Regions from separate parts of the Homo sapiens genome. Here region 1 is linked to region 2. Evidence: chromatin loops called from intact Hi-C (ENCODE). Cell type or tissue: gastrocnemius medialis. All regions are shown on one strand. Each heading gives the region's core, and the rest is flanking DNA. Links, peaks and the distances in the headings are about the cores only. Region 1 holds the start of LOC124907763 (a long non-coding RNA gene). Region 2 overlaps EPCAM-DT (EPCAM divergent transcript).

Region 1 (5,377 bases), core at 234-5,233, 75 kb before region 2:
AAATAACCAGGACACACGGTTACTTCAATGATTATTTGATTGCCTACATCCCCCTACCAAAGTGTAAGCTGAAAGAAAGTGGAAACTGAGTTTGTCTTATTTACAGCTGTGTCCCTAGGATCTAGTTCGAGTAGATTTCTGTTAAGATTTTGTTAAATGAGGCCGGGCATGGTGGCTCACATCTGTAATCTCAGCACTTTGGGAGGCCAAGGTGGGTGGACTGCCTGAGCTCAGGAGTTTGCGACCAGCCTTGGCAACATGGTGAAACCCCATCTCTACTAAAAATACAAAAATTAACTGGGCGTGGTGGCTCACACTTGTAGTCCCAGCTACTCGGGAGGCTGAGAAAGGAGAATTCCTTGAACCCGGGAAGCAGAGGTTACAGTGAGCCGAGATCGCGCCACTGCACTCCAGCCTGGGCTACAGAGCAAGACTCCGTCTCAAAAAAAAAAAAAAAAGAATTTGTTAAATGAATGAACATGGCATTGCTCTTATGAGGTGCTGGATGAGGTCAGTAAGGCAGGCATTCTTATTTTGTAGATAAGGTAAACTAAGCCCAGAGAGGTTAAGTGACTTGTCTGAAGTCACACATCCAATAGCTGTCAGAGGTAGCTTAATACCGCCACTGTGGGGATTAAGTTTCAACAGGAATTTTGGAGTGGACACATTCAAACCATAGCATGGTCCGAAGCAACAGGCTAACCATGAGGAGAAGTTGGCCCCAGGAATAGATCTCTGTTCCCAGAGCAAACTCTTTTAAGGCGAAGGCAGCTGCAACACTGATGAGAGAAGATGACATGACTCCTCCTGTCTTGGAAACAGACTGCAGACCAGCAGAGGGGAGAAATGTTCCCCATGTTCTCCTTTATCCCCTTTCTTCCAGCCTTCCCAAATTTGACAGTCCATTTTCTTACCAATGGAGGGAAAAATGATAACTAAGATTTCTCTTGAATCTTGGCAACAGAGCTCAGGCTTTTATTAGCATGCAGTAAAAATGACATTAACCTCAATAACAAATAAATTAAATCCTGGTTGGCTCAGAGTTTAACATCTTGGCCTTTCTAAGTTAACTTACCAAGTGATTTACTTCCTTAGTGCCTTTAACCCGATATCCTCAGTAGCTGGCCTTCTTGTGGATGCCACTTATCTTACCTTACAGCTGTGTGTCCCTAGGACACACAGTAGATCCTTGGGATACAAATCCCAGACAAACCTGAAAATGAGCTTTCGAAACAAGCCATAAGGAGTAAATGTGGCCGGGTGCGGTGGCTTACGCCTGTAATCCCAGCAATTTGGGAGGCCAAGGCAGGAGGATCTTTTGAACCTAGGAGTTCGAGACCAGCTTGGACAACATGGTGAAACCCTGTCTCTACAAAAAATTTAAAAAATTAGGCAGGCATAGTGGCATGCACTTGGAATCCCAGCTACTCAGGAGGCTGGCGGGGGAGGATCACCTGAGCCCAAGAGGTTAAGGCTGCAGCAAGCCATGGTGCTGCCACTGCACTCCAGCCTGGGCGACAGAGGGGGATCCTGTTTAAAAAAATTTAAAAAGTAAACATGTTTTAGACATGTTTTAGAGGCAGCTCGGGAGATAAGGGCCCTGAAGTAAGCAGAAGAGTGGCAGGCCAGCCCTGATTGTGAGTGTGTACCAGTTCTCTAAATTACTGGAAGCCTAAATTTCCCCATCTGTCCAAAAGGGAATAGTGTCACATTAGCATGCAGGACTTCTCCCTAAAAATAAAATTCTATACTAGAACATTTAACTTTACTCCATAAGTACTTACTACTTTCCGTGAACACATTGAGGTGACAGAGCCCCAGTGGAATGCAAAATATAGCCTCTGTTCTAAGGACTTCCCCTCTACTAAGGGAGATAAGAGTTACACATATAGAACAGCAGCCCATGGAGATGGCTTCATCAACCATCCCCTTCCCTTTAGTCTGATTTTATTTTTTATAGTAACTGCTGTGGTTAGGATGTGGGTGAGGGACTTAAAAATATTAGGGGAATGGAGAAAATGAAGGAAAGGAGAACAAAGAATAAAGGAAAAAAATGAAATTGGTTCCTACATGTAGTCCAAGAGTTTCCTGGTATTCTGAGGAAATGGAGGTTCTCCTCCCACCAGTACTATACCTTGAACTTACTGGGGTCCTCCAGGCTGACCGAGACTCCCCGGCCACCAAACCCAGGACGGAAGCTGCAGAACTGAACCTGATAAGTCAGTCCAAAACAGCCCATGGAGGGCGGTTTATATGAATTTGTAAGTGAATCACCCGGCTCCTCTCCCCATCTCCTGTAGCATCCCAGCCTCGAGGCTGGATCGTGCATCAAGGTTTGGCCAGGGCAGGTGACGCAAAGGCTATAAGAGTCTTGCTGCTCCTCTCCTAGCTTCTGGGACCACTTACTGACTGATACAATATTAGAGATCAAAATGCCTCCCCCAAGGAACACCCCACTCTAATATGACTGTCATTGGATTCCAGCCTCCTTTGGGCATTACCTTTTGTTTCAGCCTTTCATAAGTGATGACAGAGATTTGGGTTCACATAACCCCTGTTTTGAGGAAACATTTATCAAGCACTTACTATGTGCTTGAAAGAACACACTGTTCTAAGTTCTTTACATGAATTATCTCGATGCCATAACTGCTATTATTATCTCCATGTTACAGATGAGGAAGCTAAAAAATTCTAGTGCAGTTGCTATCTATAGCGAAATGCTCCAAAGAGATGTTTTGAAGACTGTTGAAGGAATTGAGGAGATTGGAAGGCCAAGATCTGAACAAATGTTTGGCCACACAGTAAATACATGGCAAGCTGGCAGGATGTCCTTTTTGTCTAGCTAAAGAGAAAGTGACCCAAGGGAGGGGCTATCCAGAAAGAATATTGGATTGGGAGTTGTGGAACGTGGGACACAAGGTCTGAACTTATCACTGATCAATAGACCTTGACCAATTACCTCTCTGGGCCTAGGTTTCCTATCAGTGAAATAGGGGTTAGGGGGCTGGCTCTGGACACCCAAGCAGCTTGACACATATTTACCGTATGGCCAAACACTTGCTCAGGTCTTGCCCTTCCAATCTTTGCAACTCCTTCAGTGGTCTTAGGGACGCTGCTTTAGAGAGTAACCGTACCAGAAATGTTCAGTTTCGTCATCTGCAGTAGGGGTCAGAGTAATGACCTAAGGTTCAATGAGGCCACTAGTTACTGGCCCTGGGTTCTGCAGAGCAGCTGGCGGTGGCATTCCTGGGAAATGAGCTGGCGGTTGCCACAGTTGGGCTCTTTCCCTGAACAGCTGGTGTGGAGAGCAAAGAGGGGGTGGGGGACAGGATAACCTCTGAGTCTCTGGCCAACTGCAATGTCTATTAAGGGCGGCCCAGTTGGCTGCTAGCCAATAACCCATGCCTGTGTGCTTTGCAAGTTGTAGTCTCTCCTTTTGAAGGTCTCTCTCCAGAAGATGAGGAAGGAATTTGTCTCAGTCCACTTCCACACCTGTCCACCTGAGCTGGGCGTTAGCCTGAGCCTTTGCCTCTGTATGGATCCCGTGAGTATCCTCCTTCCCAAGGCCAATGTGTGGCCCCTCACATGGGTTCCAGGACCACAATGCTTTCTTGAGCAGGCTTTGGGTGGTGATGGTGGGTGGTGGTCTCAGGGAAGATCACACTCCCTTTCTTCACACTCTGTTCCAAGCACAGATACGGGATCTCTTGTTTTTCCAAGATTGTAAGGTTAACACCTTCAAGGCTGAAGTTATTGGGGCTGGCAAAAGAGAGTTATAATTACAGAAAAAAAAAAAAAACCAGTTAAGTTGGAGGCTGCCTATGAACTCTCCTGGAGTCCACTGGCCCATGGCCTGGGGTGCCCTGCTTGCCTTTTCCCTCCAGGCCTGTCAGGCCTGCCATTTAATGGCAGAGCTCACTTAACTTCCACAGAGAGGAAGGCCTTCAGCCAGATCTCTCCTCTCTGGCGTCCAGGTCCCAACTTTCTATTTACCCAAGAGATAAGAGGAAGTCTCCCCTCTTCTCAGGTGACTGGGGTAGCTCTGTCTGCCACTAACCACATGACAGTCATTTATATTAGCATACAGAGCCATTTATTTCCTCTTGTCTCAACCTGTCCATTCCAGAATCAGCTCTGAGCCTTTCCTCTGCATAACGAAAAAGCCCAGTGTTTTTCCCAAAACAAAAAGCAGTCTTTTCCCTTAGGTGGATTGTCCCGCTTCCTCTTGCTAAACAATAAACAGCTGAAGCTTTGGAATTGCTGTGTGCCTTGCTTCAAGCCTTCAAGCTTGCAAGGATATCAGGGTCTGACATGAGAGCACCCCACCATATAAGTAATAATCAGACATGTACAACCATATGTGAGCCAGTCACAGATGGAGGCAGAAGGTGCCAGTCAGCCTTCAGAAGCAGGTCCTTCCAAGAGTCAAGGTTTTAAACTAAGCATACAATTAGAACGGCCTTCCAGTCTTTAGTACATGACTTCATCAGTCAGCAAGACCAAATTACCCCTGTGTTTATTTAGAAAAAAAAAAAAAGGCAATGACCTATGAATAAACAGCACTTGACATTGAAAATTGCTACATTAAATACCCAGCTCCTCTGCGCGATTACAGCAGCCTCCGGAGCTCTCCCAAATTGTCACCTAGGATGAATATGACAGCAAACAATGCTTTAAAAGTAAGTAATCTGCTCTATAATTATTTTAGTGGCTGCAGCCGCCAACCGGCAGGATCACTTATGAAAAAGGATGCAGTCGTTCCTTATTAAAAATGCATGAATATACAGTCTCTTGATTGTGGAAATAATCAGCAGACTATCTAATGTAACAAGACTTAGCCACAGAAGAATTAATTAGGGTGAAATTGATTAAGGAGAAGAGGGTAAAAATCTATCTGTGATGATTCAGGCTCCAATTAAACTCAAGCATTAATTCTCATATTCTTTTCAAATTAAGAGCCTCATCTAAATGCTCCTCATTAATATTCCAATATATCCCACCCTCCTTTAACCAGAGAGAAATGCAGACATTTCTAATGAAAGCAAAAGATCTCGTTCTTGTCGACTCTAAAGCTTCTTCTGTCTTAAGAATTTCAGGAGATTGGAGTTTTTTTAATTATTTTAAATAAAAGATGGGAGGGGGTGGGTCGTGAAACCACCAAATTCATTCTGGTCTTGAGCGCTGAAGATTTTGTTCCGAGATTTCTCAAAAGCTAAAGGAAGCATGCAACACAAATAATTATGTGACAGCCTCTTGAATTCTCTTTGTCTCGTGGTAACCTGCTCCAGTACAGATAAGAGAAGCTTGAAGGGGTCATATATTCCATCCCTTGCCTTGAGACAGAGCTGTACCAAACCAGAGACCCATATGTAATTAT
Region 2 (5,377 bases), core at 235-5,234:
CTCCAGCCTGGGCGAGAGAGCAAGACTCTGTCTCAAAAAAAAAAAAAAAAAAAAAGTAAAAATAATAAAATTAGCTTCGTGTAATGACACATGCCTGTAGTCCCAGCTGCTCAGGAAGCTGAGTCCAAGTTTGAGGCTGCAGTGAGCCATGATGAAGCCACTATACTTTAGCCTGGGAGATGGCGAAAGGCCTTGTCTCTGGGGGAAAAAAAAAGAGCGTTCATAGGCTTTGAGTTAAAAATTCCATTTCTAAAAGCTTATTCTACTGTTGGGGCTCACAAAGTGATACCCCAAAGTATGGTGGTGTGGTATGCTGAATACTTTGAACTGAAGGGCATTGAAAGGGCCTCAGAAGCAAAGCTTCTTTCTGACTGTGAAAGTTGCAGATACCAGGATGAAATCACTTTTGTCAGACTCAGACAAAATAAGGCCAGGAAGGCATGAAGAAGTGGGGGCTTACGCTTCCATGTCTGAGATAAGAACTATTTCCAAGGACTTTCTGAAAACCCCACAAGAAATCTTTTCATGTCCTTCGCACATCTCTTGCTTTGCACAGCTTGTACTTTTCACGTGGATTCATATATTTCTATGACAAGGTTTATCACTAGACATTCATTAGGGCACAGTAATTCAGAAAAGGTGCTCTCAAAACTTTGATTAAATAAATGTGTTATGTTTTCTCTTTTTCACACGTCTTTTGTTATTGAAGGTCTGATTATGACCTTTACGATGGGACAGAAATGGTATCACGCCTTTTCACTCCTACAGTTCAGAGGTGTTTGAAGATGCATGTTCCCCAAATTCATGCCCAAAAATATTTACCTTGGCCCCTTGATCACAAGGAACTGGAATAGCTAAAGGATTCACTACAGATGTATAGTAGGAGTCAAATAAACCTCGGCTTTATCTTTACTCCACTCTACCAACTGTGTACCCTGAACGCCTACCTTTTATTTCCAGGTTTGCAAAATTAGGACTAACAATGCCCAAGGCTGGATTGCACAATAGACAGACATGTTTAGGCACCAGTAAAGCCAGGGCACCAGAAAATGGCTTTTGAAAAAGTTTGAAGTTTGATAGAAAAAAAAACCAAAACACCAAAATAGTCATAATTGTCAGAGGCGTTTGAACCAGAGTGACTCCATCTTAAGTAGGGGCTGGGTAAAATAAGGGTAAGACCTTTTCGGCTGCATTCCCAGTAAGTTAGGCAATCCTAGCTGATAAAACAGGTTGTGGTAAAGAAGTCGGCCACATCCCACCAAAACCAAGATGGCGACAAAAGTGACCTTTCCTCATTATACACTCACTGCTCATTATACACTAATTATAATGCATTAGCATGCTAAAAGACACTGCCACCAGCACCACGACAGTTTACAAATGCCATGGCAACATCAGGGAGTTACTATATATGGTCTAAAAGCAGGAGGAGCCCTCAGTTCCAGGAATTGCCCACCTCTTTCTTGGAAAATTCATGAATACTCCACACTTTGTTTAGCATGTGATCAAGAAATAACCATAAAAATAGCCAACCAGCAGCCCTTGGGACTGCTCTGCCTATGCAACAGTCATTCTTTCGTTTCTTTATTTCTCTAAGAACCTTGCTTTCACTTTATGGATTTGCCTTGAATTCTTTCTTGCACAAAATCCAAGAATCCTCTCTTGGGGTCTGGCTCGGGACCCCTTTCCAGTAACACCTTGAGAAACTTACATTTTCTTATATTTATTTTATGTATTTTGTGTTTTTAGTTTATGAATAAGAGGTTGACCTTGTGGGGAAGAAAATTTTTTCCTCTGCTCTTAGGTTTTGTAATTGGGGGTCTAAAATTAAACTGACAAAAAACAGATTCACAAGAGAAAAGATGAATTTTAATCATGTACAGGCATTTACAAAGAAATGCAACTCAAAGAGGTGGATAGACTTTAGGGCTTTATACCACCTAATAGGTGACGCAGAGTGGGAAAAGAGTACTTACCAGGAAAATAAATGACTTCTTAGACGAGGGAAGGAAAAAGAGCACTTCTGGAAAAACAAATGACTTTCAGGAAAGATAAATGGGCCCTTAGGAGAACAGATGGGAGATATGACAGTTTTCTGATAATGTCTCTTTGGGTGTGCTGGCCAAATTCTCTCTCAAGATTAGAGTTGTTCCCAGGGAGGGGATTTATGATAACTGAGTTCTTTTGAGTTCTTTTGGGAGCCTCTGCTTTTAGGAAGATAAGGGACTTCAGGACCCCAAATGCTTTCAGCTCACAAAAATTTTTATGGCACAATGGCTTATTCTGGATCCCTTCAATTGTCTCGAATCTCAGGGCCTCCAAAGTTCTTGATAATGATGAGTGCTCTAGCTGGGTGCGGTGGCTCACGCCTGTAGTCCCAGCACTTTGGGACGCCAAGGTGAGTGGATCATGAGGTCAGGAGATGGAGACCATCCTGGCTAATGTGGTGAAACCCCATCTCTACTAAAAATACCAAAAATTAGCCGGACGTGGTGGCACGCACCTGTAGTCCCAGCTTCTCAGGAGGCTGAGGCAGGAGAATCACTTTGAACCCAGGAGGTGGAGGTTGCAGTGAGCTGAGATCGCGCCATTGCACTATAGCCTGGGCGACAGAGCAAGACTTCATCTCAAAAAAAAAAAAAAATTAGCCAGGTGTGGTGGCGCACACCTGTAATCCCAGCTACTCAGGAGGCTGAGGCAGGAGAATTGCTTGAACCCGGGAGCCGGAGGTTGCAGTGAGCCGAGATCTCACCACTGAACTTCAGCCTGGGCGACAGAGCAAGATTCTCTCTCAGGACAAAAAAAAAAAAAAAAAAAAAAAAAAGATTGCTGTAGATGTTGAAGTGTAAATCCTATGACTAATGGATTGAGCACAGATATGCAAAGTCATTGCAAGAGCCTCAGCTGGCCAGCAGGACTTGACTGCAACCTGATTTAAAGTATTAACATACCTAGGGCCGGGCTCAGTGGTTTGGTGGCTCATGCCTGTAATCCCAACACTTTCGGAGGCTGACGTGGGCAGATTACTTGAGGCCAGGAGTTCCAGATCAGCCTGGCCAACATGGCAAAACCCCGTCTCTACTAAAAATATAAAAATCTGCCGGACATAGTGGTGCACATCTGTAATCCCAGCTATTTGGGAAGGCTGAGGCACAAGAATCGTTTGAACCAGGGAGGCAGAGGTTGCGGTGAGCCAAGATCACACCACTGCACTCCAGCCTGGGTGACAGAGCAATACCCTGTCTCAAAAAAAAAATTTTTTTAAATAAGGTATTAACATATCTAAAGAAAGAATGTGTCACTTGGAAGAACTGCTGAGATTTCCCCTCCCAAATAATTACTGTGCTCCCCTATTGCTTGTCTATAAAGCAGACTTCCCATGGATGTTTATAAGTTTGAATTGGAATGAAATTGAGCAATATCACCACTTATTGAACACCAGATGTCAGACATTGTGCTAAAGGTCTTTAGTACATTATCTTGAGTCTCGCAATAGCCTGAAGTCAGTATTATTAACCCATATAACAAATTTTAGAGGGACAGTGTGTTTCCCAAGTGATAACCCAGGCTATCTGGTGGTAGAGCTAAGATCAGCCCTTGGAACCCAAGTTCCTATCCTTTATCTTGCCATATTCCAGTCTCTGTTCCAGGTATCCTTCACCCAGAACTTGAGTGGTTTGCCTGGGTTCCCTTGATCCTTCACCCAGAACTTGAGTGGTTTGCATGGGTTCCCTTGCTGAGACTTTTGCTCACTGTGACAATGAACCAGAGAAGTAGGAAATAAGCCCCCGCTCACCTGCCTCCCTTTTGGGTGACCCACAAGAACATAAATCTTGCAGGGTCTTTAGCATCCAAGATGCCTAAAAGCTAGGTGGTGTCAAACCTGTCATCCAAAAGACCACCAGGATGGCTAAATAGTGGAAAGGAGAGCTTTATTGGTGATACTGGTTTGCAACCCAGAAAGAGGAAGTCTCCAGTGTGGACAGAAGGTCCTGTCTCTTTGAAGTGAGGAAGGAAGCTTGGGTTTCTTGCTTCACAGGGCGTGTATCACACAACAGAGTCATACATATTCATCAGGTTTTGGGGAAAAGCTATACATAATTATGAAGGGAGCCTAGCGCATGGATGATGGATAAGCATATAGGTAACATATATTCCATGTTCACTTTGGGCAGGGTTTTGGCATAAAAATCAGATGGAATTTGGTGCTTTATGTGAAAAGGTGAACTAAAGCACACAAAGACAGTTTGTGTGCAGCTTCTGTAAGCTGGCTGAAACTGGCTTAAGGCTTAAGGTCTGAAGTAGCTTATTCAGGAAAGAATCTTTGTAAGGCTGGTCTGCTGTGCAGTCAGGGCTGTAGTGGTTTGGATTGTAAATCTGAGTTAGGAGAGGGCTGATATCTCTTATTGTTAGGGAGTTTAGAGCCTCAGGAATTTAGCAATTTGCCATGCTAGCTGGGTCCTGAACCCTCCACCAGTAGATAGACCCGTAGGTAACTTTGTTTCCTTAACCTTAGAACCTGTCTTAGTTGATAAAAGTGTGTCTATTTTGGTCTTCCAGATCGCAAACCCAAGCATTACTGCGGTGAAGCTAGAAAGCCCCTGTCTGAGCTGTTTCTGCAACTGACTGCCTGGGTGGTACAGGGGAAATAGTTAAACCTCCCTGAAGCTAATTTTCTCATTTTAAAATAAGAGCAGGCTGGACACAGTGGCTTATGCTTATAGTCCCAGTACTTTGGGAGGCCAAGGCAGGAGGATCACTTGAGGCCAGGAGTTTAAGACCAGCCTGGGCAACATAACAAGATCTTGACTCTATAGAAAATTCTTCAAATTAAAAATTAAATTAAAATGAGAGCAATAGACTAGATCGCTTCCCAGCACTACCATTCTGGGATTCTGTAGTTCAGTGAAAAAGATCAAAGTCTCCATAGAGGTAGAGGTTGCAAGGAGAGAGGCTGAATCCTCACTAAAGTTTTTCCAGTTCCAGTGATGGAGCTATTTTTAGATTTGATCAGGTTCTCTCATGCATGTTGCATATTGTAGGACGGTTTTCTGGGTCAACCTTTCTCAAGTAAACTGTCACTTAATCTCTGGCCAGGACAGTTGCCCCGATAGAGTAACAGCTTTTCCCACACTAGCACTGGCTATTTTGAGATTGCTTTGCCCCAGGTATGTGACTGGACTTCAAAGAACCGTGATGTAGGGGTCCACACATCCTTGGCTTGAAAGGGGTATCCTGGAGGGCGTAGTTCTAGTCTATCATATGTGGAGTTTCTCCTCTGTCTTCTAAACATGCGTTCATTCAGTAGTTCTTTTCTTGAGTGCCTACTTTGTGTTAGGAACTTAGAATAAAATGGTGAGCAAAAATACGCAGGACC

Evidence for each region. Peaks named below come from ENCODE experiments on the same cell type or tissue, not always from the same donor. Only the 100,000 strongest peaks of a DNase experiment are listed, where the experiment ranks them.
Region 1: it touches region 2 in a loop (2.2-fold over the local background); 1 of 110 quality-filtered maps calls a loop at or near these places.

What each region holds. Positions count from the first base shown.
Region 1 is chr2:47,222,336-47,227,712 of GRCh38, forward strand. The region is part of intron 3 of EPCAM-DT (EPCAM divergent transcript); the gene reads right to left. It overlaps LOC124907763 (a long non-coding RNA gene), which reads left to right and starts at 4,582. Exons shown (of 2, transcript XR_007086311.1): 1 at 4,582-4,679. In gastrocnemius medialis, for the core only: no CTCF peak of the experiment used is centred there; a DNase peak (open chromatin) is centred at 3,316; H3K27ac peaks cover 1,699 bases.
Region 2 is chr2:47,296,846-47,302,222 of GRCh38, forward strand. All of the region lies in intron 3 of EPCAM-DT (EPCAM divergent transcript), which reads right to left. Among named protein-coding and RNA genes, the nearest start is that of BCYRN1, 36 kb to the right of the region's middle. In gastrocnemius medialis, for the core only: no CTCF peak of the experiment used is centred there; DNase peaks (open chromatin) are centred at 2,936, 4,046 and 5,116; H3K27ac peaks cover 2,839 bases.